Linked DNA regions of Mus musculus: region 1 is linked to region 2. Evidence: chromatin loops called from intact Hi-C (ENCODE). Cell type or tissue: gastrocnemius. All regions are shown on one strand. Each heading gives the region's core, and the rest is flanking DNA. Links, peaks and the distances in the headings are about the cores only.

Region 1 (16,003 bases), core at 3,454-8,453, 69 kb before region 2:
TCCTTTCACTGGATTTCCTGAACTTCTTCCATGCTTAATCTAACACAGGGACCCATAGCAGCAAGAAATGGTTATAGCCCTTGGCCTTGTTCTGAGTTTGGGGAGGGGCTGCAGCTGACTTGGTATTGGGCCTGGGAAAGTTGTCTGATGCTGGGCAGTGGTGGACTCATGGAAACTTGTACAAACTCGGGTTTACCTGGTGACAAACCACAGGCACAGTGATCCCCCATTTGTGCCATGTGGTACCAGCAGTGTGTTTTTGGTCTTTGTCTTCTTGGCAATCAGATATATGATAGGTGTGGCCCAAAGGCAGGCAGGACTCTGTCATTGGAGATGATGCGTTTGCATTCTGTATGAGTGAGTGCTGGAGCCTGGCTGAGATCATAAGCTACGATTGCCAGGCCTCTGTCTGTGGTGAAAGATTGAAGAGATTGTACAAGCCTCTACTCAGTATGTGAAGTCCCTTGTCATGAGGTCGGTGCCTGCAGGATCACCTGCTGGGTCCTTTCAGAGGGGCTGTCTTCCTCGGTAGCACTGATAGTTTGCTTTCTACCTCCTCTACCAGATGTTGTCACTAGGTTCTAGGGCCCTGGGGACATATACACAGCCGTGTGCCACCTGATCTCCTGTAGGCTGCATCTGGAGTAGGGTATTGCTAGGGCCCAAGACTAAGCTGAGGCCTATATTGCCCTGTGCTCTGTTGAGGACTTTGTGGTATTCACTGGGCAGGTGTGGCCACCTTGCTCCTGGAAAGCAGTCTTTTCTCTGTGCAGTTCTTCTGCCTTTTGTGTGTCTGCTGAAGAAGGAAAAGCAAATGCATAAAGCAGCTAGTTCTTTACATCCTCAGGAGAACAAGGCATATATTCATCTAAAAATCATTTTCCAGGTCTTTCTAGACTAAAGTGATTTGGGTTGCAAGTGCTTATCAATAGGATCTTGTTCCCAAGCTCTTAGCCATCTTGGGAGTCTACTGTGGGCTGGTTATTAGCTTGAAAGCGTGGAGGGATCAGTGCTTGCTGGCATTTTACTCTTTTTTTCTGTTTTTTTGTTTTTTGTTTTTTTGTTTTTAAATCATGTATGGGGATTCTTTACTGTCATTTATGCTTTAATGTCTTGACTAGTATGAAAATGCAGTAATTCCATGGGCTGGGAGATGCCTCGGTTGGTAAAGTGTCTCCTATACAGCATGATAACTTGGGCTTGGGTCCCCAGTTCCTGTGTGAAAGCGAGCACCAGCAGCATGTCTGTCACCCAGCACTAGGGCGGTGAGGAGGAGGGCAGTCAGCATACACTATACATATACACATGACAGAGAGACAAACCTTAGTAATTCCATGTGTGGCTTGAGATGTCAGGCTCTGTGTTACTCCTATCATAGTTTACTTCCGATTTAGAGATTCGTGGCTTAATTCTTCCCCCAGGGTGCTCATGGGAGCCTAGAAGACCCCAAGAATGTGACCCACCACAAGCTAATACATGCTGCTTCAGAGAGGGTGCTGAGTGACAGCAAAACGATCTTGGAAGAAAACATCCAGGACCAAGGTAAGGAGGCTGTGAGGCAGAGCCCATAGAACATAGAGCCTCAATCCCCGGGCCACCCACAAGGCGCTTTTCTGAATTCACACAAGAGCAGGAGAACTAGATTGACTGCTTTTGTGTTTGTTTGTTTTTTGTTTTGTTTTTTCAATTAAAAGAAGTACATGTTTTGGTGTACTTGTGAAAAGTAGCAGAAACGTAAACCAGACAGCTGGCAGACATCTGAGAAGTCAAATTCAAGTGTTATGTTTAGTTCTGTTCTAAAGCAAAGGCAGATCCTGGAGCTTCTGTGGCTTGATTTGTGCCTGCCGGAAGCACTCGTCACAGCGGCTAGCTGTTCAGTGCAGGTGAGACACTTCTGTTCTGCACACCCACTTTTCACTCATGCTTGGCTCTGGGACAAAACTTGCTTTCTGTATGTCATTCAAATGAGGACCAAACCCAAACTAGAGGGGAAGGTGACCCCACTCCTCCTCCCCCGCCATGGTGAACTGTGGACTGGCTACAGGTTGCTCATGCTTTAGATCACTTATTATTGCCTCATAGATTTTTAGAACTGAGCCCTTGAAAATAAAGACATTATGCAAGATGTCCACTAGTACTCTTTGTGGTTATCAGGGATGTTCAGTGACATCTTCTGAAGACCCAGGTCGTCTGTGGTGACCCAGTGGCCACTTCAAAGCTGAGGAGGGGATGCTGGCTTGGCTTAGGAGGGACCCAGGGATCCTGCTTTCTTTTTTTTTTCCCAAGACAGGGTTTCTCTGTGTAGCCCTGGCTGTCCTGGAACTCACTCTGTAGACCAGGCTGGCCTTGAACTCAGAAATCCTGTCTCTGCCTCCCAAGTGCTGGGATTAAAGGCATGTGCCACCACCGCCTGGTGGGATCCTGCTTTCTAACCTCAAGCATTAAGCACCATTCTTGTGTGTCATGTCATGACACACAAGACATTCTGTCATCACACACACACACACACACACACACACACACACACAGATATGTATACATTCGTAAATATGTTTGTGGAAGTCTGGGGTTGACATCTGTTTGTTGAGGCAGAGTCTCTTGTTAAACCCAGAGCTTGTCTATACAGCCATTCTGGCTAGCTAGCTTAATTTTGGGATTTCCAGCCTTTGCCTCCAAGTAGTACAACTATGGGCAAGCTGCCGTGCCCACCTGTCATTCAAACAGTTATGTGGATCTGAACCCCAGTCCTCAGTTGTCTATAGCAAGCCCTTAAACCACTGAGCCATCTCCCTGACCCCCATCTGCTACCTTTTCTGTCATTTATGGCTCTGGAACACTAACTGACTTCATAAATATAACTTATTTTTTCTAGACGTCTTGTTATTGATAAAAAAGCGTGTTCCTTCTCCACTCCCTAAGATGGCTGACGTCTCAGCAGAAGAAAAGGTCAGTGTCAAAGTTAGGAAGTAGGGCTCTTCACTGCTTCTTTTTTGCCGTCTCTCGTGTTATTTCCTGGGACTGTATCGTCCCTCCACAGGATGTGTGGTATAAGGGGCCCTTCATCACGGCTGAGCCTGTACTGAACTGAGTGTTTGTGATTGCTGACCAGTGACAGAAGAGAGTGAGAACACGGTCCTCAGCAGGTGCTTCCTCGTGCTGCTGCCAGTGTGGCTCCTGCACATAAAGGGTTGGCATGCAGAGAGATGACAAGCAGCTGCGCACCTGGTTTGGCCTGTGTCTGTCCTTGCAATTTTGCAATTATGCCGAGTTCTATGTCTTGAAGTCTGTGTTAGAGTGTCATCTGGGGCTTACACCTTCTCTTTATCTAGGGGCCTCAGGAAAACTACCCCTTTGTCTCTTGTGTAGTGGCTGCTCCAGAGTGCATCCTTCAGCAAGGTTCTCTAATGCAGTGCAAGATGCATCCTGTCAGTAACTTGTCTGCTCTAACACCAGACCACATGCCTGTGCCTAGTGAAGGGAAATTGTTTATAAAGATTATTTTTGTGTGTGTGTGTGTATTTCTATGAGCCTGTGTGTCTGTGCCCACAGAGGTCAGAAGAGGCTATCTGATCCCCTGGAATTGGAGTTATAGATGGATGTGAGCCTCCAGAAGTTGGTGCTAGGAGCTGAATGTAGGTCCTGTGGAAGAGTAGCAAGCACTCTTGAGTGTTGAGCCATCTCTCCAGTCCCAGGATGTACTCTTTTAAAGGGCAGTCACCTTTGTTTAACACCTTTTTCTGTCTCGGGATTCTGGAGTTTCCTGTACATTATTTGAAATGCCAGGGAGAGAGCATTGGTCTTAAAGAAGGCCAACTCTTGGGTGGACCTCTGACCTGATAGCAGATGAGTTACTTTGGGGTCTCTGCTGGGGCCAAGGATATAGGAGAGTGCCAGGCCTTTACACCCTCCTTATCTTTGACCACCTGGCCACAGTGATGGGTGGATGTGGGTGTGGGTACAGTCAGCAGCACATGGGCAGGTTGCTCCATCCATCTTCACCAGACAGATCCTGGGCCTCACCCTGCTTTCCTCGCTGATAGCAGAGCGCAGATAACAGTTCTAACTGGATGTTTAGACTTGAAGTCCCTGTAACTATTAAGATCATAGTTCTGGGGACTGATGAGATGTCTCAGCGGTTAAGAGTGCTGGCTGCTTTTCCAAAGGTCCTGAGTTCAATTCCTAGTAACCACATGGTGGCTCACGACCATCTATAAAAGGATTTGATGCCCTCTTCAGGCAGGTGAGTAGACATTAAGAACACTCGTTAATAAATAAGTAAATAAATAATTAAGTAATAAAAAAAACATAGTTCTGACTACAAACTCTGTTGCTTGCTTAAGGTACTTAAGGTACCTAGCTAGTAGCTTGCTAGAGCTGCCTTGACACAGTACATAACTGCATTACATACTGCAGTACATAACTGCAAAGTTAAAAATCATGGCATTACTTCAAGTACTAAGTAAAAATAATGCAGTTATTAAGAGTCAAAGAGTACTACAAATCTAATAAAAATAGACTCACGTTTCCTAAAGGAAGTCACTCAACTATTGGTGTTAGTGACAGATTCTGGCTGCCCTATTCATGCCACTGACACCCACCGCAGCCCACCTCTAACTCCTTCAGCTGTTATCTTCAGTAATTCTCTTCCGGCTCTCTAGGTACTCTGCATTCATTGTTCTTTCTGGAATTACGACGTTAGATGTAGCCTCTTAGTGATAAGGCTACAGCTCCCCTCCTAGCCTCTTCCTTTGAGTGATAGCCAATGCTGGGTGAAGCTGGTCCTGTTTGCTTACTGTTGTCATGGAAGTACTCATTTTTGTGAGGAGTATAGCGTATTAGGATTTCTGTTTGTCTTGGGCCTGGGGATGTATCTTAGTGGTTGAGCATTTGTCTTGTGTATCTAAGCCCTCAGATGCTTCTGGCCTACGTGTGTTGTTTGAATCGCTACTGTGCAGTCAGCTCTTTGATTCTCTCTGTGTTGGATGTTGGGTTCCTGATGCCTCCTTTGGTTGCCCCAGACCTGCTTTCTGAACATAGTATTAAGGCTTGTGAGGACAGAGGCTCAGTTGAGGCTGTGGGGAGAATGTGCTTCTGGGTACTTTGAGACAGTTGCCAGGATTCTGTCACTGAGGTCAGCTGAAGGCTACTTTTAGTTCCTGGAGGCAGTTTGCATGGCTTTCCATCTTTGCCAAAGAAGCAGAGATTTTTAGTGGTTGAGGCCCCTTGTTGGGAAGAGTGAACCCTTTGAAAGGACTCAAAACCATTTGCTTTTTCTACATTTAGCTGTGCCATGTGATAAAACCCAAGCCAAGGACTGATCACCCTGCTTACATCTTAGGGTCTTACAGACTTGGGACTGTGAGCAGCAAGCACACATAGGGCTTGTCTGAGTGCCACGTCTGCAGAATTGAGTGTCGTCTTGTCTTCCTTTGGTGTGTCAGACTTTAATACCTATGGGAGCATTCTAGAGGAGGAAGGGCTTATTGTGACGTTCACTTTACAGAAGTTTCAGTCTGGGGTCACCTGGCGTCATTGCTTTTAGGCTGTAAATGTGCAGAAACGTGATGGAAGAACCAGCAAACAGAAGCTGCTCACTGCATGCTACTCAGGAACAAAGAGGAGTGACAGGAAGGGACAGGACATACTCTTTAAAACACACATCTTCACCTGGGTGCTGGTGCACGCCTTTAATCCCAGTACTCAGGAGGCAGAGACAGGTGGATCTCTGAGTTTGAGGCCAGCCTGGACTATGGAGCAAGTCTCAGGCAGCCAGGGCTCCACAGAGAAACCTGTCTGGGAAAAAAACCAAAACAAACAGAAAGACACATTTCAGATCCACACTTTGTCTGACCAGGCCTTGCTCTCCATTGTTCTGCCGTCTAACAGCTCCTCAGATGTTTGGGCTTTAAGGTAAAAGCCTTGCTTGTTATGTAGCTCTGCTAGCTCTGCTTCTGTGTAGACTTGCCTGGCTTTGCACTATTGGAGGTCTTTTCCCCCTAGCCTTCCAAGTGCTGATATTACTGATGTGTGCCACCACATCTGTTTTCTCTGATTGCTCTTGATTCTTTCTTGGTTTCTTTCTCTGCAGCTGTTGTTGGCTGGCCTGGTGGGCCATCCTGTGGATTTCCTTAACTGTATCTTCTGACCATTCTATAGCCCTTTTACCTACTTTAGCTCTTGCTGGTGGCACCCTGGTGTGCACACACTGGGTGGGTGTGGCTTGGGGTTGCTGATGCTGAGGTGCCCACCTCCCTCACTTGCTCCTCCTCTTCTTCTCACTACTTTTAGTTTTCCTCTTCTTGGTCTTGGAAGCATTCCTTATGCCTCTAGCGTCTGAGAGCCCTGGAGGCTTGTTGGTGCTTTATGCCTAGGTGGCTTGTGCCAACTGCTGAGCTCACTGTGGCAGAGACCTTCTTATACCCTTCCTGTCTCATTTATTCTGGTTGACTTGCTGAGTCTGAGTAGTTGGGGTAAACAAGAAGCAAAGCAGTAAGTGGGTGCAGGAAGGTCCCTTCTCTTTTTCCCTCCCTCCCTGAGTGCAGCCTCCCACTCTAGGGTCTCAGGCCAACCAGACTGCTGTTGGTACCGTCCTGACTCTTGGATCCCAGGCCTGCTGCCCTTTGGTAGGTTGGGGTAGCCTTGCTCTTGGTAGGTTCTGCCCTGTGGGTTCTTGCGTTAGCCACGGCCCCAGCCATCCTTTGTGTGTCTTTTCTAACCGTTCTGTACTTTGTTTACTGTACGCTGTTTGCTTCCTGTACCTTCTGAACTTGCTGAGTGCTGCGGCCACTGCTGGTTTGGTTTTCTCTCCTATCCTCTTTATCTGTGAGCTTCTGCCACCTTCATCTTTTACTTTCATCCATGGAGGCTTGGGAGACCTCCAGAGTTCACTGCAGCTATGTGCTTCCTCCAGAGGCCTCTTCCCCAGTCCCGATGAAGCATCACAGGACCACCACTCTGCGGCACCATCCTCTCTGTCTGTCTTTATGTGCATATGGTTTGTAGCAGGTGAGGTCATGTCTGGCGTATCTTGTTAGGCTTCTGCTTCCAGTTCTGTGCACAGAACTTTCCAGAATCCTCTAGATGAAGGGAATCACACCTAAGGCTTAGAAGGTTACTGTTCTCCTTTTCTCTGGGCTGCTGTTCCATGTTCATTGTCATACTCTTCAAGGTCCTGGGTGCTTTGCTGACTTGAGTCATTTTCTCTGCAGAAGAAACAAGAGCAAAAGGCTCCAGACAAAGATGCTATTCTTCGAGCAACGGCAAACCTGCCTGCCTGCAGCACTGACCGGACTGCTGTCCAGACCACCATGAGAGACGTGAGTACCTGCCTAGTGTGGGGCTCGAGGAGAAGCTCCTAAAAGTGCTTGGGGATGGTGCCTGGCACATGCTCGTGGTTCTGGTGTTCAGGAGACTGAGACAGGAGGATGGCTTGAGCTTAGGTTTGAGGCTAGCTTGGATGTTATAGTTAGGACCACCCCTTAGCCCCTTAAAAAATGAATCTGAAACAGAATATTCAGGAACCCTTTACTACTTTTTTAAAAATTTATTTATTATTATATGTAAGTACACTATAAGTGTCTTCAGACATACCAGAAGAGGGCATCAGATCTCACTACAGATGGTTGTGAGCCACCATGTGGTTGCTGGGATTTGAACTCAGGACCTTCAGAAGAGCAGTTAGTGTTCTTAACCATTGAGCCATCTCTCCAGCCCCCTTTACTACTTTTGAACTGTTCCATAAATTAAGAATTTTTTTCAAACTACAAAGTTGACAAGATACATGTAGCACTGGACAGACAGACAGCTGTATGGAAATGTAATGTCTTTGCTCTGGGTACAAAGCTTTCAGGGAATAGTCTGAACTCCCCAGTTACTTTGGACAAGGAAATCAAGCTAAAGTCAAAGCCTGCAGCATGCGCACATGGGCCAGCCATGATAGGATGTACTTGTGTGTGCAGTTGGGGAAAGTTGCCACCACTTAACTTCATTAGGTCCCCATCCATCTGGACACTGTTGGAAGCCAGACCTTTCTGGGGTCTCTTTTGAAGAGGTCCTTTAGATAAGAGCTTTGTAATTCTTCAGTGACTGACAGGGAATGTGTCCTTTTCTGGCTTCTGTGGGTTCAGCCCTGGATCCAGCCTCTCAGGGGGCTTTAGTCTGTGGTATCCCACCTCCAGGCCCTATACTAGGCAAGGGGTGCTGCACCAGTCTAGTGTTTTCAGGTTCTTTGTTAGTTTTTGAGACAATAGCCTCACTGTGTAGACGAGGCTGACCTTGAATTCACAGAGATCTGCCTGCCTCTGCCTTCCAGCTCTGAGATTAAAGGTAAGGCCCAATATGCCCTTGTAGATTTGGAGGGCTATGTCTGGGATAGTGTTGCAGATTTAAGCAAGTTTGTTGGACATTCTGAGAAATAATCTTTTTGGTTTGTTTGATTTTTGAGACAGGTTTTTACTGTAGAATTAAGGTTGGCCTCAAGCTCCCAGCAGACTTCTTTTCTCAGCCTCGCAAGAGCAGGGATTACAGGTGTGCATCACTGTACCGGGCATGATCTCTTTCTTTATCCTACTGCAGTTCCAGACAGAACTCCGGAAGATCCTCGTGTCTCTCATTGAGGTGGCACAGAAGCTGTTAGCACTGAATCCCGATGCAGTTGAATTGTTTAAGAAGGCAAATGGTATGCGTGGGTCCTAGGCTGCTCCTAAAAGTGTCCCCAGCCCTCACACTGAAAGCAAGTTCTGCTTTGGTTAATGGGGGAGAGGGTTTGGTGTCAGTAATTGCTAGGTGAGGTGAGCCTCTACTGATGAGGCTGGGGGGCTTCAAAGGACTCTGGAATCCCCTCATGGCAGGCCTTGTCTTTCTCCTCAGCTATGCTGGATGAAGATGAGGATGAGCGAGTGGATGAGACTGCCTTGCGGCAGCTCACAGAGATGGGCTTTCCTGAGAGCAGAGCCTCAAAGGCCCTTCGGCTGAACCAGTATGCTTGCTTTCTTCTTGCCCTGGGCTTCCCTGTGATTCTCCTTCCAATCTCTGGAGTCATACTTTTTTTTTTAATTTTTATTTATCTGTGTATATGTACATGTGTGTATGGGTGCCCATAGAAGCCAGAGAGGAAGTTGGATCTTCTGGAGCTAGAATTACAGACTGCTGTGAACTGCCTGACACAGGTGCTAGGAACCAAACTCAGGAGCTCTTCATCTTAATCTAGGAGCCAGCTCCCCGATCCCATTGAGTCATTTCTAATTGGGTGTTCTAGTAGAGGCACCTTATTGCTGTGCTTCAGAAGTGCTTTCATATATGATCTTTTGGGGTGTGTGTGTGTGTGTGTGTGTGTGTGTGTGTGTGTGTGGAGGGTCTCTGTTACCTATGCTGGACTTGAACTCCTGGACTTATGTAGTCCTCCTGCCTTAGGCTCCTGAGTAGCTAGGATTGAAGGTGTGAACCATGATACCTGGCTGTTTGGAGGGTTAAAAATCACTCTGTAAATGTATCCTGCACTCTCAAGTTAGGAGAGCTCTGAGCCAGACCTGCTCCTGGCTGGACAGGGATTCTTAATAGTCTTCTTGCACTTCTGGTTTTAATACTCACTCGGATCCCATATGAAGTCTATAGAGCAGAGCTGGTCAACAACAGTGTTCTTTGTGCTGTGCACCTAGGACCTGGACTCCTTTGTCTCTTGTGTTTTGGGCATGTGTCTGTGCTTGTTTTATTGGGTCTTGGGGGTTTGAGGTAAGAGCTTTGTGGAGGTTTCCATCCCAAGAGATCATATGTCACCATTGCTGCTGCTGGTCTTGCTATCTCTGTTGAAACATATTGGAGTACATAGGATAGGAAAGTTTTCAGTAACCATCCTGGAGAGTTAAGAATCTTTTGTCCCCTTCCAGCATGTCAGTGCCTCAGGCCATGGAGTGGCTAATTGAACACTCAGAAGATCCAGCTATTGACACACCTCTTCCAGGCCATGCTGCTCAAGCAGGGGCCAGTGCTGCAGCCACTACCTCCTCCACCTCCTCTGAAGCTGCTGTGGGAACTAGTGTTGAAGATGAGGAGTCCCGGGATGAGCTCACAGAAATCTTCAAGAAGATACGCAGGAAAAAGGAATTTCGAGCAGATGCTCGGGTATGTGATGGGGGGCTCAGTATGAGGTTAGGTTTGTGGGTGTGTTGTGCAAGGAAACCAGGGGGCCTGGAGTCTGTGGCAGTTCTCATTCAGGCCTGGGGACTTGGCTGCTCATATATAAAATCCATGCTTGCGTCTAGGTGGCTTCTCCCTGCTCAGTGACATCTCTTGGAAAGTTGAATACAAGCTTGTGTCCCCTATAAGTGCTGCTGCATCTGTTGCTGTGCCTTTGGGTGGCCAGTGTTCAGAGAGCTAGAGGAACTGTTGTGGGCTGGTGAGGGAGGAGGAGTGTATCATGCTGGCTACTGGATAAGGACAAGGATGTGGGATACCTGTGCGCCTTCCGTCAGCTGCGCAGGTCCACACTTATGGTCTCCTTACCATCACTGCGCTGATACTTTCTCCCCTTTGTGTTCTTTATGCACCTTCCTGTTCTTTGCTGGAGTTTTAATTCTTCCTTTGGTCTTTCACTTTCAACTTACAATTCAGCCTACTCAGGCTGCATGCTACCTGCTCCCTAGATTTTGGCATGTTGATTAAATGGTTTTCTTAGGGTATCATCTGTGGCTTGTATTTTTTTCTCAGATCTATTTATTTTATTTATATGGGTACACTGTAGCTGTCTTCAGACACACCAGAAGAGGGCATCAGATCCCATTACAGATGGTTGTGAGCCACCATGTGGTTGCTGGGAATTGAACTCAGAACCTCTGGAAGAACAATCAGTGCTTTTAACCACTGAGCCATCTCTCCAGCCCCCTGGCTTGTATTTTTTATAGGAATCCCATTGGCCAGGTTGGGACTTTATATCTACACAGCTAAGGAAAACTGCCACCTAGGGCCTGTATTCCATCAGTGGTCCTGGTATACTCATGTGCAGGAGCAAATGCACTGCCCAGGCTCTGACTTCTCTCCTTGGCTGCAGAGATGAAACATTTCCTTGCTTTGCCCTGGTTTTAAGGGCGGGTGCTCTTTGCTACCTCATGTGTGCCCAATGCTGTCTTCTGCCTGTGACTGACTGAAGGAAGCCTGTACTGCGGTGGTACCGCTCTTTGGTGGCAGTGTCCTCTCCCGAGGTTCTGACCAGCCTGTTCTTCCCTCTTAGGCTGTCATTTCGCTGATGGAGATGGGCTTTGACGAGAAGGAAGTGATTGATGCCCTCCGAGTGAACAACAACCAGCAGAACGCTGCTGTGAGTTCCACTTTGAGACTCTCACATCCCTGTACCTCATGTGGCATGCATTGGGAATGTCCCTTGTGTCAAGACCTCCACACATAGTTGGTGATGGTGCTTTTCTTTCTTTCTTTCTTTTTTTTTAAGATTTATTTATTTACTATATGTAAGTACACTGTAGCTGTCTTCAGACACTCCAGAAGAGGGCATCAGATTTCGTTACGGATGGTTGTGAGCCACCTTGTGGTTGCTGGGATTTGAACTTGGGACCTTCGGAAAAGCAGTTGGCACTCTTAACCACTGAGCCATCTTGTCAGCCTGTGATGGTGCTTTTTATATGAAATGTTAGGGCAGATGGTTCAAATAGAAACTGAGAAAAAAAAAAAAAAGAAACTGAGAATACCCTGGACCCACAGTGCACCTTGTGTGCACATTCTGCAGACTATTAGCTGTTAAAATTGAATCCCATAGGATGGGTGTGGAATGTACACCTTTAATTCCAGCACTTGGGAGGAGAGGCAGGCAGATCCCTGAGTTTGAAGTTAGCCTGCTCTACAGAGCGAGTTCCAGGACAGCCAGGAATACACAGAGAAACCCTGTCTCTCAAAAATACCTAAATAAACAAATGAAAAGGGATCAAATATCATGCCATGAACACATAGCACTGCTGACAGGCAGACTCTATCCAGGGAGGCCTCTATGACCTTCTCATTTGTGTGTGAAGTCAAGGCTTAGACAGCTGAGACACAGTTCTGGATCTAGACTCTCCAGGCTCATTGCTATGGAGAGATACTGTCATACTGGGATCCCCTTGAAGAAAGCAGGGTGTTTGGGACTGTGTTGTGACCAGGGCTGTGGCTGTGGTCAAATTGAACTGCAGTGCCAGGCCTTCTAAGAAATGCAGACTGATGCTTCCTTCTGTCTCTATTCTAGCTGAATGTGGATCAGGTTTGTACATGTTAGGGCCCCTTCCAGGCATTGCAGCCATGGGGGCTTTTGGAGAGCCACAGAAAGGGACAGGTGAGCCTTTTGTACTTGGAGAAGGAACTAACAGCTCATCTGGTGTTCTTGGGTTTTTAGTGTGAATGGCTGCTGGGGGACCGGAAGCCATCCCCTGAGGAATTGGACCAGGGCATCGATCCCAATAGCCCTCTCTTTCAGGCCATCCTGGACAACCCAGTGGTGCAGCTGGGTTTGACAAACCCTAAGACATTGCTAGGTATGTGTGTTTACTTAGGCTAGCTTGGGTGAGGAACACATGGCGGGTGGATTCCCTGCCACAAGACCGGTGCTAGTGAAATGGTTTGGGCACTAATACTGTGCCATGCAGGTTGGCTTATGCAAGGCATTGTAGCTGTGTTTCTGAAAGCCTGGGAGTCAGCTTCTGCCTTGATGGGATGAGCTTCTGCAGAGGGGGACTCGGAAGAGCAGAGCAGTGGCCTGTATGGGAAGAGGAGGCGAGGAGACAGTAGAGTTTGGATTTTGCTTATTATTTATAAGGAATTTCTTTGATAATTACTTTTTACTTGTGATATATCTTAAAAATCCACATAATGGGGCTAGCAAGATTAGTGGGTATTTGCTCACAAATCTGAGTTTGACCCCGGAAACCGCATGGTAAAAGGTGAGAGCTGATTTCTGCTTGCACACTGGCATGTGCATGCCCCCCAAGTAAATAAATAAATAAATGCTAAAAATATAAATAAAACCTAAGTCTGCCACTTTAAAAATAGGATGACAGTGTAGTGGGGCACCCCTTTAATCCCAGCACTCAGGAGACAGAGGCAGGCAGATCTCTGAGTTCGAGACTGGCATGGTCTACAGAGTGAGTTCCAGGACAGCCAGGGCTATACAGAGAAACCCTGTCTCGAAAAAACAAACAAACAACAACAACAAAAAAAAAACTAAACCAAAAACTAAACAAACAAACAAAAAAACCCAAGAAAGTAATAGAACTAAATAGTTAGGAACATGTCATTCATTTGAAAACTGTTGTACTGGCCATGCCTATATCTCAGCACTTGGAAGGAGGAGGCAGGAGACTTGAGAGGTCTAGGCCAGCCTGGTAGCTTCTCCCCAGACAGCAGTCACCATCCGTGTCCACAGTACTGGTCTCAGGAGTGTGTGCAGACACTCGGGTGTTTCAATGGAACCTGGGGACTGCTGTGGCTTACACCTGCAGTCTCAGAGAACGACAGACTGTTTCCAGGTCAGCCTGAGCTAAGAGTAAGACGCTGTCTCAAAGAAACAGCAGAAAAACCATAGAATTGTTTATATTCTATAGATTCCTTCTGTCTTCTAATGTGACATCAATGCCAGGAGCATGGCTGTGATTCTGAACTGTTCAGGGGTGACAACAGGTTGTCTGTGTGTTTGTGTATATGCACTTTTTTCCCCTTGAAGTGTTTCGGGTTTTTGTTTTGTTTTGTTTTGTTTTGAGCCAGCTATGTGGCCTCTTGGATCAAGATGGGCCTCGCCTCAGTATTTTAGTCCTGTGAGTGCAGAAGTCTGATCCATCTAGTCCTACTCCTTCTGCACCCTCATATGCCCTTCCCGTACATCATCATCCCCTGCATACAAGTGTGACCACGGCCCCGAGGACTTGTCCTTCCTTGGCTTTCCTGTAGGGTTTGGCGACTCTTATACATATTTTCTGTCTGTCACTTGTCCCTGCCTTAAAAGGTGGCATCACCTTTTTAGGCCATTTCTGTAACTGACTGCCATATCTCCTGTGAGGTGTTGTAAACTATTCCACAGGTCAGGAGTGACTGTACCCTGCTGCCCAGTGGTATGTGGGTTTTTTCCTTGCGTGCAGAAACTCTTTCCTGTCCCTCAATGCAAATGGGCTCCTGTGCACTGGACTTCCAGGGCTCGGATGAGCACAAAGAGAAGGAATTGCTGCCTGGGCCTAAAGTGTCCTTGTGCTCTCTGGTCTAGATGGAGCTCAGCTGTGGGTACAGCACAGGGGCTTCCACCTGTTTCCATGTCGCTTCCTTCTACGTTCTTCCTAGGATGTACTGAAGAAGTCCTTCACACAGTCTGAACCCGGCTCTTTATAGATTACCGCGTGTTGTCCCATTTCTGGTTCCTATCAGGTGGCTTTTGGGAACTGAAGTCCTCTGATTCCTTGAACTTTTTTTTTTTTTATGGTCAGAAAAACATTTCTCTTAGGTTGTTGGAGAGTTTTGAAATTTCTTTAAGTCCATCATTTAGCTGAAAGTCTACATGCGTGCATGTGTGCAGGTGTGTGGCTATAGCATGTGCAGTATAAGCAACACAGTTGTCCATTATATATTTGAGGCTATGTTTGGTATTTTTCATTGTCTCTGATCTTTCACACTGAGAACATCCCTCCCTCTAACCCTTGTCAGGCTGTTTGTAGATCTTTTTTATTGTTGTTGTTGTTTTGGTTTTGATTTTGGTTTTTCAAGACAGAGTTTCTCCCTGTAGTTCTGGCTGTCCTGGGACTTACTCTGTAGACCAGTCTGGCTTTGAACTCAGAGAGGTCTGCCTCTGCTTCTAGGTGTTAGGATTAAAACTGTACTCCACCACCACTTGGTTTTTAAGAAATGTCTTACACTTCCACAATGCTGTTCATCACCAAAAGAAGTCGGGACTGGACCTCAAGCAGGTCAGGAAGCAGGAGCTGATGCAGAGGCCATGGAGGGATGTTCTTTACTGGCTTGCTTCCCTGGCTTGCTCAGCTTGCTTTCTTATAGAACCCAGGACTACCAGCCCAGGGATGGCACCACCCACAATGGGCCCTCCTGCCTGATCACTAATTGAGAAAATGCCTTACAGTTGGATCTCATGGAGGCATTTCCTCAACTGAAGCTCCTTTCTCTGTGATAACTCCAGCTTGTGTCAAGTTGACACACAAAACCAGCCAGTATAAGAAATAAATAGGTGTTGCCTTGAGATCTGACCAAAGGACTTTTTTTTCTTTGTGCTGGGGTTTCGGCTCCGAGCATGCTAAGTACACACTCTATAGTCATAGGGCTTTCTTTTCATATGTCAGTGTGGACTTGGCTGTGTATTGGTCAGTGTGTTTTAAGGTGCATTTGGCCAGAGAAGAGAAGCTCTTCCTCCACTTTAGGTACTGGGTTTTACCTTCTTTAGACTGTCAGGTGTATCTTTAGCTAGTGCCAGCCCTTTCTCTTTTCTGAAATAAACCACCCCAAGTGAGCACACTTAGTCTGTGTGCTGGGGTCTGGGCCTGGAGGGCAGGATGGAGGTCTGTGGACTGCTCCTCAGAGCAGCAGCCTGCTCACAGGGCAGGGCGTCAGCACTCAGCATGACAGGACTGAGTTGGCAGTGGGCATTTGGCTCTCTGCCACATCTGCACTGCAGGGCTGATGCCAGTCCTACAGAACTCCTGTGAAGGTCCACACCATCAGGATGGCCAGCTTGTGCCGTCTCCTGCAGGGATAGATACCTCTCCCAAGGATGGCCAGCTTGTGCCATCTCCTGCAGGGATAGATACCTCTCCCAAGCTCTAATTAGATATTTTTGATGTTTACTAATAAAATAAAAACAACTACCCTGGGCTGGGGAGAAAGCTCAGTGAATAAAGATACTTGCCACCAAATGTGACAACTTCCTGGAACTCAGATGGGGGAGAACTAGCTTCTACAAACTGTCCCCTGACCTTCCTGAACAATGAGGTATCTCTTCCAATATATAAAGAAATAAACTTTAAAAATTAAGAAA
Region 2 (16,003 bases), core at 5,154-10,153:
CTCTTCCTAATAAGAGAAGTCAGCTGGTAGGTAAGATCTGTAAGAGTGGGAGCTTTTTATTTGTTTTCACTGATGTGTTACAACCATTTAAAGTGATATGTAGGACAGACCAATGTGGACTAGGTATTGAGCCAGTGAACAATAGCCAGAAGTGGGTAGGACACAGCCTGAAGCGTGCTGTAAGGGAGGTGAATGCTTTACATATGTGTGTCAGAAAGCAGGGAGCTTGGGCATTAATTAGATTCATTTCAGTATCTTACAAAAAAGGACACAATCCCAGAGAAAAGTAAAGGGAGAAAAAAATGAAGTTTTGTGACGGTGTCTGTAGAGCAAGCGACTGAATTGTAAGTTCCAGGCTCTAACAAGCTGGCTAGCCAAGAAGTAAAACAGAGGCAAAACAGTTCACCAGCTAGAATTCTGGAGCTGCCACAGGAAGACAGAAGAAGGCTTTTGGCCAGCAATTATGCCTAGGTGTGTCTTTGTAAGTCAGTCTCAAGAACTGTGAGAGCCTGGATTCTTCCTTTGCTTCCAGTAATAGCCTCCATGTCCAAAGATAGGGATATAAACACACTTGGGGAGACTAAGCCTGTAAGTCATGGCCTCAGGCTCCGCGTGGGGTGGGTAGGAGGAGGTGACCAGAATCAAGGCTTCTGTGTGCGTCTCTTCATCCTGTACTTGTAAGCCTCAGTTCTGTGCTCCACATGCAAAGCAGGCACAGAGTCTTCTCTCTAGAGACTGCTCTTAAGGATAAAAGCCACAGTGACTGAGGTTTGACATCAGCTGGCTTCTTGCCTTGGTCACCTGCAGCAAAACCCACTTCTTAATGCCTCCCTCTAACAGTGAAGGGGTACCCAGGTCCCCCTGAACATTTGAGGAAATCCCCTGGCCATAACAAATACTCAGACAACAGATAGAGTTCAGAATACACAGCACCAAGAGGCCGGGGACCTAGTTGCCAAGAACGGTGACTGGAAAGAGGCATCTTAAAAACTGTCTTCCTGGTATGTCCACGTTAGGTTCTGTAGAGCTCTGAGGAAGTAGGCATTTTGGTATCTAAAGTGTAAGAGTATACTAAAGAGTTAGAAGGCTGAGTAGAAAAAAAAAAAAAGGAATCTTCCAGAAAATAGAACAGAAAGAGCAAAAGCATGGAAGTAAAGGAAAACTAGAAAAATGAAATCAATATAGGAGAATGAACACAGAAAATAGAGATGGTTTACCAAAGGAAAGTGTAGACGCCTCTTGGGTGAGCACAGCCAGATTTCAGGAACCCACTGGAAGTGTCCAGTTGAAGGACTATGGTGTATACTGAGAAGACTCCAAAGCACTCTGTGGGGAGACAAAGCAGGTCACACAGAGTAGAGGACTGTATGACAGCAGCAGGTCTCAGCACGGCTGGCTGCTTTCTAACAGCCTTGCCTCTGCACTCCAGCTTGCTGGAGAAGAGGCTACACAGAGCACTTCAGAATCTTTGTGCAGTTTAGAAGACATTGTATCTTGTTGAAATAAAAAGTAAAAAGTATATTTAGTAGGAAAGTAATAAAACAGTTAGACATTTTGCAGAGAAACCATGTAAAGTTAGAAGCTGGTTTTTGTTTTTGTTTTTGTTTTGATGGATTCATTAAACAGATACATGTTTGGATCGATCAGACAATAAAAGAGAGCAAAATAGAGAATGCAGAAAACAGGCAAGGTGTGGTGGTGACCCATGTCTTTGATCCCAGCTCTCAGGAGATAGAAGCAGTCAGATCTACTACAGAGAGTAAGTCCAGGACAGCCAGGGCTCCGTTAACACAGAAACCCTGTCTAGGTGGGGAAAAAAAGCAGAAAACAAAATGGCATAAATGGAGGTCTAGTAGAAACCAAGTAAAAATATGGAGAGTATTTTGTGTTGTTTATTTCACTTGTTATATGACACAGATAGTTCTGTGTTGGAGAAAAAGGAATGAGAGAGCCGGAGACCCATAAGTACAAGACAGATGGACTCAGGCATCAGGAAGTGCATCCTCCTGGGCTGACTTCCTGTGGGAACTTTGTGCTGGAGCATTTACCAAACTCTCAAAGAGGAGGACCCCTGGTGGTGCTAGCCCACTATGCAGTACATGAGTCTCATGTGGACCGCAGCTTGGGGAGAGCCAGGTAACCCAGTCAGTAAAACGGGGTGTGAGAAGAAAATGTGAATATATAAAAAGTTAAAAACTGCAAGAAAAAAAGTCCTAAACATCCCTGTAGTTCTTGGAAGAGGCTTCACATTCTCAGATGTGGAGTCAGAATCACTAAAATCATCATTTCTTGTAAATATATTGCCAGTCCAGTAAATACTTTCGCTTTTACCAAGATTGATAAGGCAATATAAGGGCAAAATTACAACATTTTACTTTGGTATAAATTTAATATATAACAGCTCCAAGAATTTGTTTTTTAAAGTCTAGCCTTCCCAGGGCAATCCTTTCTCACTTTTGTCTTTGGAGTAGCTCAGGGACCAAAGGCTTTCCTGGCAGCACTGCTATACGCAGTGTACGCTCAGGGGAGGTCCAGGGATGTCTTTTCACCCCTACTCACCGTTTGTAGTTGTTGGGGCTTGCAGTCTCCCTAAAGCCATAGTGTCCACCTAGCCTTTGCCATTCATGGTGTTTAGGCTATGGAGTTGGTCTGTTGTCCCTTGCTTGGTGGTTAGTTGGCTTACTGTTTCCTTATGATTTGTCTGCCTCAGGCTATACTGCACACCAGTATCTGTGTCTACTGTGCTCTTGGTCAAAACGCTGTGTGCTGGCCGCTTAAGACCACTTGAGAAAGGTGATTTTTACTGATGAACTGACTCCTAGGGAGACCTTTGGACTTTGGATCTTCGGTTATCATCTGCTTCCTCATCTGATTTTCACCACTGAGTGTCCCTCCTCGTTCCTGTTTGTTGTTTCCTAGCTGGCATTGTGCAGGGGTAGCTTTGTCCTCTTCCTGCCAGCATGTTTGTTGATTGACAGACTGAACTCACATTATAATCTTATCACCTGGTAGCTTGTGTCTGGTTCCATCTATCTCAGAGACTTGTACTTGGTACTTAGTTCTCACAGATTTTAGCTGCATTTATTTGTTTGTTTGTTTATTTATTTATTTATTTAGAATAGAACATGGGGCCCTTGTTCTACAAGTGTAACATTTTGTTTAGCTTTACACTGGCTGAAACTGTGGCATTGGCTCAGGGCAATCAATAGAGCAGGAATACACAAACCACGGAAAAAGAGATGGTCAGTCAGAGCTGTGCATTGAGGGGTCACATACCCATACCATAGAGGGCAAGGGAGGACTGGGCAGTCAGGAGTGGTGGCAAACAGCGCTCCATGGTCAGATGACAGACACTACCTCCTGTGACATGGGCACACCTGCTCCTGGACTGATGACCTAGACTGGAAATAGCAATTGAGATCTTTGAAAAATAATCCCCTCAAACCCTCCCCCTCTTATTTTGGTACTCGAGCATGCTAGAGAGATAGCCTGCCTCCCTCCTGTTTTCTTTTTGGTTTTTCGAGACAAGGATTCTCTGTGTAACAAGATCTAGCTGTTCTGGAACTCACTCTGGAGACCAGACTGGCCTTGAACTCAAAGATCTACCAGCCTCTACCTCTGGAGTGCTGGGATTAAATGTGTACACCACCCTCTTGGCTTCTCGTTTTTAAAGGTGGAACATTCAGAGGCAAAGCCTTGGTGCATCTGTCTCATGATCTTACATTTGCTGTTTACTGGCATCTGGACAAACCCCGGAGGCCCCTTTTCAGGGGTCCTTATTTACTGCCTGTACCACATTTTCCAATGGAGCATCTGCCCTCCTGAATTTTCTTACCTGAGAGGTTGGGAAGAGCCTCACCTCTCATAGAGGAGGCTTGTACTTGGTGTAGTTTTCTCTCTTTCTCTCTTTCTCTTTCTCTTTCTCTTTCTCTTTCTCTTTCTCTTTCTCTTTCTCTTTCTCTTTCTCTTTCTCTTTCTCTTTCTCTCTCTCTCTCTCTCTTTCTCTCTTTCTCTCTTTCTCTCTCTCTTTCTCTCTTTCTCTCTTTCTCTCTCTCTGTCTCTCTCTCTCCCTTTCTCTCTTTCTCTTTTTGTTTTGGGGTAGTTTTTTTTTTTTTTTTTTTTTTTTTTTGGTTTTTCGATCAGTGTAGTTTCTTGATTTGGAGGATTAGAGACATTGCTTGACAATTATAATTTTGTGCATATCCTATCTCCTGCCATTTGCAAATATGTCTCTGCTTGTGGAAGAAAATGCAAACATTTCCATACATTTATTTTAATAGTATTGTGTGTGCATGCATGTTGTATGTATGTGGGTGTAGCCACAGATGTGGATGTGAAAGGTTATCTTTTTGGAAATGGTTTTCTCCTACTTTTTTTTTTTTTTTTTTTGAGACAGGGTTTTATACCTGACTGTCCTGGAACTTGCTCAGTAGACTAGGCTGGCCTGGAACTCCTCAGAGATCTGCCTGCCTTTTCCCCTTGGGATTAAAGGTGTGCACCACCGTCACCTGGCTGTTTCTTCCCACCTTTATGTGAGTCCTGGAGATTGAATTTAGGTTGTTGAGCTTGCAGGGCCAGAGCCTTTACCCATTGAGCACTGAGGACCCAGAACACTGAGATTTCTCATTTTGCTCATCTTTGCCTGCTCTTGTGCCTTGCACATGTTAGGCAAGTGCTATGCTACTAAATTCTAGTTCAGCCCCTCTGTTCACTTTAGGACTTCAGCCTTGAACTCTCAAATGATCTATGTTGTGAATACAGAGTACTTTACATATTTTCTTTTTCCTTTTAGTGTCACCTATGAAACTTACTGTCTTTTAAACTCTCTTCACCTTGCTTCCTTTATCACCAACCCTTTTACATAGAATTTCAGTTTTGTGTGTCTACACACACCGGTGTGAGCACACTACGCGTGCCATAACAGTTTCCTGTCTGTATCTACCAGATATCTGTCTGAAGGAGGTGCCATCAATGGCTGACAGCCTCTATAACATCCGCCTTCTGAGGGAGTTTTCCAACGAGCATCTGAACAAGTGTTTCTATCTCACGCTGGAGGATATGCTGTATGCCCCCCTAGTGCTGAAGGTAAGCCTGCCACCAGACAGACAGACACGCACTTAGAGCCAGCTGGCTTTGAGCAGGTACTTACTGTGCCGGGGTTGTTGTGTGTTTTGTTTTAGCCGAACGTTATGGTTTTTATCGCTGAGCTCTTCTGGTGGTTTGAGAACGTCAAACCAGATTTTGTTCAGCCCCGAGATATTCAAGAGCTGAAGGATGGTGAGTAACAACTGGGTGGTCATAGCCATTTTCTTGAGAGCTCGAAGGTTGAGTCAGCCCATCTGTCTGTGAAGGCCAAGGTGGTGTGTGTGTCAGTGCTTGGGCAGACCTGAAGTCCAGGCTTGCCTTTTTTGTCTGTTTTCTGGTCTGTATTGTTTTTAAATTTTGTATTTGTAAGTCAGCCTAGAGCCTCACCTGTTAAACTAATTTTGAGAAGTTTGGTTTCAAATAAAAGTTGAACTGTGTTTCCATGGTTCTAAAGGCTATAGGCTCTCTGTTTCTTGCTGACATTATAACTATAAATAATAGACATTTATATAAATTTGCTATTTCTGTAGCTAAAACAGTGTTACAGCAGAAGAGCAGCCGGCCTCCTGTCCCTATCTCCAATGCAACCAAACGCAGCTTCCTGGGTAGCCCTGCTGCCATGAGCCCCGCTGACCAGCCACCATCCACCCAGCCTCTTGCTGAAGGCAGTCATCGGTACCACCTCCACTCGGAAGAACCTGAGTGTCTGTAAGTCTGTCAGTCATTCCACTTTTGTGGCCAGTTTACCATCTTCTTTCCTTTTACATGATAGCCTGAGAATGGAAACTCTCTTAAGTAAGTAATGCAGAGAGTACCCGAGTAGCTCCTGTTGCTCGCTGTCTGTCCTCCTGCCTGTTCCTGGAGCACTCAGTCTCCTCTTCAGAGGCCAGGAGTCTGTAAGCCTTAGTTGCAATTAACAAGTTTCATTCTTAATTAATACATCAAATTGTAGAAGAGAAAAGAGATTTCTCCCGTATCTCTTCACAGTGAATTACAGTCTCACAGATGATGTAATGAGGAGGAAACTGAAGAACAGTTGGAATTGGCTGTGAAATGTCATCTGATCGCCTTTAGGGATGAAGGCTGCTCAGCTGTAAGCAGTGCTGCTTCATTGCCTTCAGTGAGCAGTGGATGATGACATAGTGAATGGAGCTGCTGGAGAGTGGGTTTTGAGAATGGATTTTTATCATTATCAGCTGGCTAGATCTGGTTGATTGGCTACAACCTTGTCAGTGGGCTGAGGGTGAGATGAAAGAGCTCTCCTGGGAGAGAGTGTGAGCCTCTGTGGGAGGAGGCCTGTGTGTGTTCTCCTGAGAGAATATTTTAAAACAGAAACATAGTTTTAGAATGTGGAGATTGAGTTGAGATTTAAGGTTAAAACGATACTCAGAAGTGATTTTTGAATAGCACATGCAGCTGTATGGCTAGTTAGACACAAGTTGGAAAGGACCTCAACTTTCTCATGTTGACACTAAAGATGCTAGAGGGTCGGTCCAGGAGGAGAGTGTTCAGGGGCCCAAAAAACCTGTCAGGTGGCCCTGGGAATATTTAAGGGCTGAGATCCACTGACAGGATCTGGTCCTTGGAGCAGAGTGGAAAGCTGTGTGTGGCTCAGAGCCCATGGGTACAGACAGACGGTGGCTGAGGAGTGACAGCATCACAAGGGCAGAGCTATATAGCCACATGTGCCTTATGTGGGTACCTGGGCATTCTTGCTGGCAGTCCTTACATCCAGCCCTTGTGCTGGGTCTTTATGGTCAGATCCAGTACATGCTGTGTGTGTGTGTGTGTGTGTGTGTGTGTGTACATACACGAGCATGCTCTCTCTCCCTCCCCCTCTCCCTCTCTCTAGCTCATGGAACTTGGTTGAGGCAGCATTGGCATCACATGTGCTCTAACTGGCTCAGTGACTTTTTCTACCTAATAGTGACTGTGAAGATTTTCTCATTCATCAAATTCTCCCCTGAATAGCTTGGCACTGTTGCATTTCTGACTCTATTCTGTTTGAATTCTCTGGTCCTTGGTGCCGTGGGTGACTATAGGTTATAAACCACTTTCTTTTTCCTTGCCTTCTGCTGGGCTTCTGGATTTCCTTCTACCCCTCTGTTCAGTTTTGTCTCCCTCTCTTCCTAATGTCCCCTCTTCCCCAGAGGGACTGCCACCTGTCTTTATTCCTTTGGGGTTAACCTTAGTAGTTGCAGTCCAGGGTGTTGAGTGCCCCTGTGATTCCTGCCCAGACTTTATTACTGTCCATTGGTCAACTTCTTCCCCAAAGTAAAATAGCAAAATAGCTGCCCTCCAGTGTGAGTGTGCTCTTCCTGATGGGAAGCTAGTGCCAGTCCCCATGGTTGGGTGTCAGGCTAACGTAGCTGCACTGAACAGTGCTCACCTGGTCTGTGCCTTCGCCACACCCGCTGGTCTCATATAAAGTGGGTGTCCTTATGGCCAGAGCCTTGAGTCCTCTTACTCAAGCTGTAATCAAAGAAGTCAAAAGGTGTGAATAATTGTAGATTTTTTGGTAGCTGTTTCCATATTGTTCTTTAAAATATGTGAGTGTTCTCTCCCAGCTTTGTGGGAGTGCCCTGCTTATCCATTTTCAAGTTACTCTCAACATTTTCAGTCAGTTTGATATAGTGGTACCATCTTTGTGGCCTTTTAAATTTTTTTTATTTTTGTGTTTTTGAGACAGGGTATTACTATATAGCCTCAGATGGCCTAGAACTTGCTATGTAGACCAGGCTGGACTTGAACTCAGAGATCCATCTGCTTCTGCCTCCCAAGTGCTGGGATTAAAGGTATGCACCACTACCGCCTGGTTTATGAGTGTGACATTTTCATACATATATATCATGCATTGTTCTTACCCAGCTGGTCCCCTTTGTGGTAGTCACTTGGGACTTTGTGCCATATACTGCAACCAGAAGTTGTATGATTTGTGTTCGAAGCTTTGGGATTTGTGAGTGTTGGTGTGTTTGTACACATGTATGCGCCTGTGTGTGGGGGTTGGGGGGACAGAGGTTGATGTTGGATGTCTTCCTTGATCATACTCCATCTTATATTTTGAGATAAGTAAGGTCTCTCATTGAGCCCAGAGCTCACTGATTTGGCTAGTCAGCAGTCTTTGCCAGTACAGTGGCTGCAGATATGTATTGATTGCTCTGTCTGGCTTTTTAATCTGGGTGCTGGCAACTCAGGCCCACCTTATATTTGCATAGCAAACACTTTACCAACTGAGCTCAGTTCCAATTTGGGGATTTTTATCTCAAATTCAAAACTTTATTGGTTTTCTTTTGGTTCAGTTTTATGGAAAGACTTTAACCCAGAGAAACCTGCTGACTGCTCTCAGCTTGATACAAGTTTTTAATAGTCTCTTTCAGTTATATGCCTTTGTTTTATTACTTTTACATTGATTGACAGGTTGTGTGTGTGTGTGTGTGTGTGTGTGTGTGTGTGTGTATTTATGGTTACTGTACCACAGTGCCTATGTGGAAGTTAGAAGACAACTTTCAGGAATGAGCTCTCTCCTTCTGCCACGTGGGACCTATGCTGTCAGGTTTGGCAGCCAGTGTTCTTCTCTGCTGAGCCGTCTCACTATCCTTTGCCTTTGCTTTTGAACTTGAAGTTTGTTAAACTCATTATTTTTTTCTGAATTATTTTTATTTAGTGGGAAAGGAGCTTCCACATTTAGTCCGTCCCATCCTTTGTTGCCACTGAGACAGAAACAGCAAAAAGTGTCACAGACAGAGGAAATCCCTGGTGAGACCATGATTCTTTTCCCTTTTTTATTTTTATTTATGTTTTACTTTTCCTTTTCATGGTTAGTAAAATAATATTCCTCAAAATTAAATGACCTTATTCTAATGTACCCATTTTAGTTAAGAAGAGCAGGATAAATTTTAATTTGTATTGATCTATAGCTCAGAACTTGTGGTGTAAATGTCATTTCAACTCAGGTAAGTTGTGTGCTGCATGCACAGAGTGGCAGGTGTCGCAGACATTCCGCACTGGCTACTGTGTGTAGCACTGCTCTTCACGTATTGCAGCTACTGGAAGTTACAGTACTGGAGTGTAGTAGTGTCCTGAGTTAGGATTATTATTACCCAGAGAAATGGCTGTTACACTGAAAGAACTTCCAACGGTACAGAGTTAGTTACTTAACACTGAATGTTTCTTCCAAACTACAGATCAGCGGCACAGGTCGAATTCTTTAACTCGGGTTGATGGTCAGCCACGAGGTGCAATAGGAGCATGGCCAGATAAAAAAAACAGGTGAGTCACTGAACTGTTTCTGTTGGGTGCTCATTAGACTAAGCAGCAGTTCTCCAGATGTGTTCCAGGGACCCTTAAAGATTCACCACGCTGCTTCTGGGAGCTGGCAGCTAGTGATACCACAGCAATGGCAGCATGTGCTGGCACAGCGACTGTATGATGTATGGTGTCCCAGCAATAGAGGGAGCTGTGAGGGCCTCGCAGTAGGGGTCTGTAGTAGCAACAGGTGCTTCCTGTGCTATAGACGCTTTTGTTTTTCATGTTTCCTGTGGTGATTTTTATTCAGGGTTTAAAAAATATCTGAGCTGTCATTTGTAGTGTGCTAAATGTAGATAATCAAGGCTCATCGGGGCCTTGGTTACTTTAAAGGGTGTATAAAGGAGTGCTGGGGCAAAGTGTTTTTGAGTCATTCACTAAATGTTGCCTCTGCGGCTCTTTTGTCCTAAAGCGTTTGTATAAGGCTTCTTCCTGTAAGACTGCTGCTCTCTCTCCATATCTTGAGCTCTTCTTCAGGCTGCTGAGCAGTGAGTTGGTTTCTCCTCTTGTTTCAGGCCTGTGTCACAGCCAACATCATTTGCTCTCCATCATGCTGCAAGTTGTGATGTGGATCCCAGTTCTGGTGACAGTGTCAGCTTAGCTCGCTCTATCAGCAAAGATAGCTTGGCATCTAACATTATCCACCTGACCCCACAGAACCAGCCCCATCCCTCCGCTGGAAAGAGCAATGGGAAAAGCCTCCTGAGCAATGTCAACATTGAGGATGAGGACGAGGAGCTTGTAGCCATCATCAGGACAGATGTGTCTCCTCCTTCCCCACAGATGCCCAGGACCTCACCTCAGGCCCCAGGCCTGGTAGCAAGTATCAGGTCTCCCCAGAGACAGGCAGACACTTTGGAGAGTAAGCCTGACAGTTTTTACTTAGAACCCCTGATGCCAGCAGTACTCCGGCCAGCCAAAGAGAAGCAGATTACCACTAAGGAAGATGAGCGTGGAGAAGGAAGGCCAAGGACCATCATGGCCAAGAGGCCTAGTGAGGGCTCCCAGCCTATGGTACGAAAGAAAGTAAGTGGTGGCCATGGCAGTCGTGACCTGAACAGAACTTTCACCCCAATTCCTTGTTCAGAATTTGCTGCGAGCATTGATCTTGCGGAGGTAGGACCACAGTCAGCAGAAGCTACAGGGGAAGGACAGCCTCTGGCCCTGGGTAGATTTGATACATTACCTCAGGGGCAGGCTGCTGATGGTTTCTTTCTCCATGTAGGCAGGGCTGAGGAAGATGAGGGGAGGTGGTACGTTGGTTCACAAAGTCCTAGCTCCCACGACTCAGAACCCTGGACCATTTTGAGGCAAGACTCGGACTCTGATGTAGTAGACGTAGAGGATACAGAGCAGGATTTTATTGGTGAGGACCACCCTGTGGTTATCCCCAGATATGCTGGTGAGGAAGAGTCAGCCAAACTACAGGAGGATATGAAAGTGAAGGAACATGAAGACAAGGATGATGCCAGCGGCCGCTCAAGCCCGTGTCTGAGCACCACTTCTCAGCTCAGCAGCATGTCCATGGCCAGTGGAAGTGTAAAGATGACCAGCTTTGCTGAAAGGAAGCTCCAGCGGCTCAACAGCTGTGAGACCAAGTCCAGCACCAGCAGCTCCCAGAAGACCACCCCTGATGCATCTGAAAGCTGCCCAGCCCCTCTGACAACGTGGCGCCAGAAGAGGGAGCAGAGTCCAGGCAGGCACAGCAAGGACCCTGCCAGCCTGCTGGCTTCTGAGCTGGTGCAGCTGCACATGCAGCTGGAGGAAAAGCGCAGAGCTATTGAAGCCCAGAAGAAAAAGATGGAGGCGCTGTCCGCACGGCAGCGTCTGAAGCTGGGCAAGGCAGCCTTTCTGCATGTGGTAAAGAAAGGGAAGGCTGATGGTGCCCCACAGCCACTGAGACCCGAACACTTCACAAAGGAATTCACACAGCACAATGGGGAGGACTTGGATGATGGCACTTGTAAAACTGAAGGGTTCCTTGTCAAAGAAGAGCAGAGAGATCTCAGTGACGCTCAGGATGTGGCATTTGTCCAGCTACATAAGCCCAGGGACCCAGCTGCTCTGCATGATGGAGAGAAGCACAGAATGATTTCTACGGCCCTCCTCGAGGATAGTGTTGGTGAGGTAGATGTGAACGAGTGTGACCTGTCCATTGAGAAGCTCAATGAGACCATCAGTACATTGCAGCAGGCTATACTGAAGATCTCCCAGCAGCAAGAGCAGCTTCTCATGAAGTCCCCCACAGTGCCAACACCGGGCACTAAAAATAACTGCCAGGACCAAAAAATAAAGGCCCCAGTCCACTTTGTTGAGCCACTCTCTCCAACTGGCGTGCCTGGCCACCGCAAACCACCACGGCTTGGCCAGGGCCGGAATTCCCGCTCAGGAAGGCCGGCTGAACTGAAGGTTCCAAAAGACAGGCAGCAGGGTTGTTCTCGGAGCAAAACCCCAACACCCAGTGTGGAGACACTCCCACAGTCAAGGTCTTTACCTCCAAGTACCCATCCACGGTCACCCTCCGACCCAGGCGGGGAACTCCCTGAGAAGTGTCTCTTCGACAGTTATAGGCTCCATGATGAGAGTAACCATCGGACATTTGTTCTGTCCTCTTGCAAAGATGCAAACATTGTATCAGAACAGGTGAACTTTAAAGAGGGTCTAGATACAAGTGTGAAAGAGGCAGGGCTGAGCTCCTCTACCATCACAGGCAAAGAACATACTCCAGTGGAAGAGCCGCTGAGGAGCAAGGCCAGCCTCATTGAGGTAGACCTCTCTGACCTGAAGGCCCCTGATGAGGATGGAGAGGTGGTTGGCCATGAGAGCTCGGTGGAGCTTGGTGGAGATAGTGACCAGAAGCCTGGGGTTGGTTTCTTCTTCAAGGTAAGTTGGAATTGTATTGAAGTGTAGTCATATTGCCTTAGTTGTAAGGCTATCTCACGAACTTCTGTTCTAAGCAGGTTCCATAACAAGCTGGAGAAGAAACATGTTTGACTTTGTGGGCTACGGAAGCCTCCATTTTGAGGATATACCCAATCAGATGTAGTCTCAGGCAGTGCATCCTAGAACCTGATACTTTTAATGAGCCATGAATACTTTATTTTTGGATGGCTTTTTGGTCACTGAAAAATGTAAAAAGTGCTCAGAATTTGAACGTTGTACAAAGACATCCAAGCCAGATATGGCCTGGCCTGTATGCTTCAATTTGCCAACCCCTGGTATGGAAACCTGGCAGCAGAGAAGCTTTGAAATGCCTTTGTTTCTCTGCCATGCAGAGATGATAAGAAGTATGGCCTCTAGGGTTTCTCTTCTTGATCATATCTGTTTTCTCCTGACCACATGCTATAGTCTCAGCCTTATAAGATGCACGTTTTATTGACATTTGTAGAGTGAGTGTGTGTGTGTGTGTGTGTGTGTGTGTGTGTGTGTGTGTGTGTGTGTGTGTGTGTAAAAAGCCTGAGGCTGACAATGGGTGTCTTACTTTATTGCTCTCCACCTTATGTATTAGACAAGAGCGGATGGGTTCAGGGTGATGTGGCCATAGACCACCTTCTATAGTCTATAGGAGGCAAGGTGTCCTGTAGAACCTGGAGTTTATCATTTCAATTAGCCTGGCAAGCAAGTTTGTTCCACGGACTCCCTGTCTCTACTTTTCATATACTGGGATTACACAAGGCTGTCTTTCCTATCTAGCTTTTTGTGAGTTCTGGGGATCTGAACTCGGGTCCTTATGCTTTCCAGGCAGAGGTTTCTCTGCTGAGCCGCCACCTCATTCCCAGTCATACTTTGTATGGTATGATTGTAGTCACATGGTGTTAGCTGAGATGTGGAGAAATGTGTGGCTTTGTAGGGAAACTGAATTTGTTGCAGGTCATCTAATAGGCTGTTTTGGTGGCATGGACTTTTTTTTTCCCATTTGTGTCACAGCTTATTAATTAAAAAGAATCAGAACTGGGCATGGTGGTGCATACCTTTGGCAAGCAGAGGTAAACATACCTCTGAACCTAAGGCCAGGTTGGTCTGCAAAGAGAGTTCTAGGATATCCAGGGCGAGCTACAATGAAGTCAGATTTTCTAAGTGTATGTTAAAGTCCATACTTGATCAGGGTAAGCCTAGGTTGGATAGTAAGGAGTTCCTTTGTACTTCCACTGACTACAAAGTAATGTGGGCTTTGTAGGATGAACAGAAAGCAGAAGATGAGCTTGCTAAGAAGCGGGCAGCCTTCCTTTTGAAACAGCAGCGCAAGGCTGAAGAGGCTCGTGCGCGCAAGCAGCAGCTGGAGGCAGAAGTGGAGCTCAAGCGAGATGAAGCCCGGTAACCTCTTCCTCAGCAGCCTTCGTTTGTCTGTGTCCAGTTGGGCAGCCTAGATGTAGAGGTAGACAGGACCAGGCTGGTACATCACAGGGGCTAGCATCTCACAGCTCTTGACTCCCTCCTCGTTCTTGCTGTTGGACGTTGGCATTCACTAGCCACAACAGTACACATCCGTGTGGCTCTCATGCCAGGCTCACATCAGCCCTATGCGTTCACTCCCTGTGCGCTCACTCCCCATTGTAATGATGAGGCTGCCGCATGCAGCACAGGGGATACGATGTCTGTGGTCCAGAGAGTTTACCAGGTGATTCAGTCCTAACCTGCCCCTTAAACTCCCATAGTTCCCAGGAATCTACAGAAAGAACCACAGAGAGGGATCTTAGAGAGTGGGTCTGGTACGTTTGTCCTTAGGAAGAGAACCTCTGACCCAGTCTCATGAATCCATTTTGTTCTTAGGCGTAAGGCTGAAGAGGATCGACTACGGAAGGAGGAGGAGAAGGCAAGGCGAGAGCTCATTAAACAGGAATACTTACGGAGGAAGCAGCAGCAGGCCTTGGAGGAGCAAGGACTTGGCAAACCTAAATCAAAGCCTAAAAAGCCTCGGCCAAAGTCAGTTCACCGGGAAGAGTCTTACAGCGACTCTGGCACCAAGTGCTCTTCTACCCGTAAGTGCCCAGCCCCAGCCCCAGCCCCAGCCGTGTGCCATGCTTGCTGCTCAGTGCTGAGTGCTTTATCTCACTGGGAGAGGGTGCAGGGGAGGGGCCATCCCTTAAACAGGCTTAAGGGGCTGAGACCAAATGTGATGTTCCAAGATGGCAAGGGACAGCCAGGGTTTGGGCAGAGAATTAATTGTTGGGGGTTGTAGAGGGAAGCTCCATCACAGTGTGTTAGGATGGCAGGGATGGGCCTGGTAAACTTCTTCACAGTTTGCCAATTTCTTGTTCCTACAGCAGATAACTTGAGCCAAACTCACTCTGGCTCCAGCCTATCCTTGGCATCTGCAGCAACAACAGAACCTGAGAGTGTTTATTCGGGGGGCACACCTTCTCACCGGTAAGGAGGCTAAGAAGCTATGAAGTATCTCAGCGCTTGTACAGAGCAGGAGAGCCTTCCAGATCGAGAGACACTTTATAACTAGATCCACAACGTTTAGGAGAAAACCCAGCCCACCCCTACCAGGGCTAAGTGGCTTTTATGACATCGTCCCTCATTCTTTCTCCATGACCTCCCTGTCAAAAGTGTGCACTTCTTGTTGCATAGGAGTAAGTGGGTGACACTTAGCCCCATTACCTGCATACTTCAGTGAGTAACTCAGTACATTGCTTGTCAAACCGTCATCTGGCACAGCCTTAAGTGTGAATGTCTTTCTTGGGCTATGGGGTCTGGCAGGGACCAATGCTTTCGGGCTACCAGATCATTTAAAGTGGTATTTTTCATTTTCTACCAGGTATTAAAACCCCCTCTTTGTGTTACAAAGTAATTTTACAGGTGCTGTGGGTACCTGTTGTGGCATCAATGAATTCTTAATGTAGCTTTAGCTGGGAGCTCCTACATGGTGTTGACTTCTGGTAGCTGGGGCTTCATTTGAGTGGCATCTTGTGAATGCTGTCTGTGGAGAGGAGCTTTCATTCCTCCTTGATGTCTAGTGGGGTTTTGTCTCCTGGACTCTGGAAGACTCCTAGGCAGCCTTGAATGGTGCTTCTTTTAGTTTTGTTTTGGGAGTTGGTTGTCTAGCTAGATTCTACTCCATCCCTGACAGTTCACCGAGAGAGTGACCTTCTACACAGTTTTCACAGGCTTTGGCCTTGGTAGTTACTGTTCATGATCCAGCATCCCTGCATGTACAGCCCCAACCTGCTAGGAGTCAGAGAGTAGCTGAGGCATGCATAGGTTTTTAGATTAGCCCCATTTCAGCCCCTCCTTCCCTAGGTCTCATCCCTTGCTTGGTGGATGTTAGTCTCCTGTACTTGGTCCTCTGTACCTGAGCCAGCGTCAGTCATTCCCTGCACTCATGGTGACACCCTCTGGCAGTGGTTGACAAAGGCTCACCAAATCTTCTACCTTCACATAAAGGCCCTGCCTGTTGCAGCTGTGGGCATGCATCTTGCCCTGAATGTATGGTTGTCATGGAGAAGTAGGAGAACTGCAGCTTGAGCACCCTGTCTTTTTCTGCCTGCAGAGTTGAATCACTGGAAGCTTTACCTATCCTGAGCCGCAACCCCAGTCGGAGCACAGACCGAGACTGGGAGACTGCATCAGCAGCTTCCTCTTTGGCCTCTGTGGCTGAGTACACAGGTAA

What was found. A loop is a pair of places that touch in the nucleus more often than their neighbours do. Peaks named below come from ENCODE experiments on the same cell type or tissue, not always from the same donor. Only the 100,000 strongest peaks of a DNase experiment are listed, where the experiment ranks them.
Region 1: a loop joins it to region 2, with 2.2 times the contacts of the local background. A loop is called at or near these places in 5 of 42 quality-filtered maps.

What each region holds. Positions count from the first base shown.
Region 1 is chr2:26,001,835-26,017,837 of GRCm38, reverse strand. Ubac1 (ubiquitin associated domain containing 1) reads left to right here. Exons shown (of 10, transcript NM_133835.2): 2 at 1,422-1,542; 3 at 2,873-2,946; 4 at 7,209-7,316; 5 at 8,575-8,677; 6 at 8,869-8,977; 7 at 9,885-10,119; 8 at 11,225-11,311; 9 at 12,374-12,512. Among named protein-coding and RNA genes, the nearest start is that of Ubac1, 12 kb to the left of the region's middle. In gastrocnemius, for the core only: no CTCF peak of the experiment used is centred there; no DNase peak of the experiment used is centred there; H3K4me3 peaks cover 347 bases; H3K27ac peaks cover 1,721 bases.
Region 2 is chr2:25,934,216-25,950,218 of GRCm38, reverse strand. Camsap1 (calmodulin regulated spectrin-associated protein 1) reads left to right here. Exons shown (of 18, transcript NM_001372499.1): 7 at 4,946-5,085; 8 at 5,181-5,277; 9 at 5,616-5,793; 10 at 8,750-8,841; 11 at 9,270-9,354; 12 at 9,906-12,273; 13 at 13,568-13,704; 14 at 14,161-14,369; 15 at 14,655-14,757; 16 at 15,884-15,999. Among named protein-coding and RNA genes, the nearest start is that of Camsap1, 41 kb to the left of the region's middle. In gastrocnemius, for the core only: no CTCF peak of the experiment used is centred there; no DNase peak of the experiment used is centred there.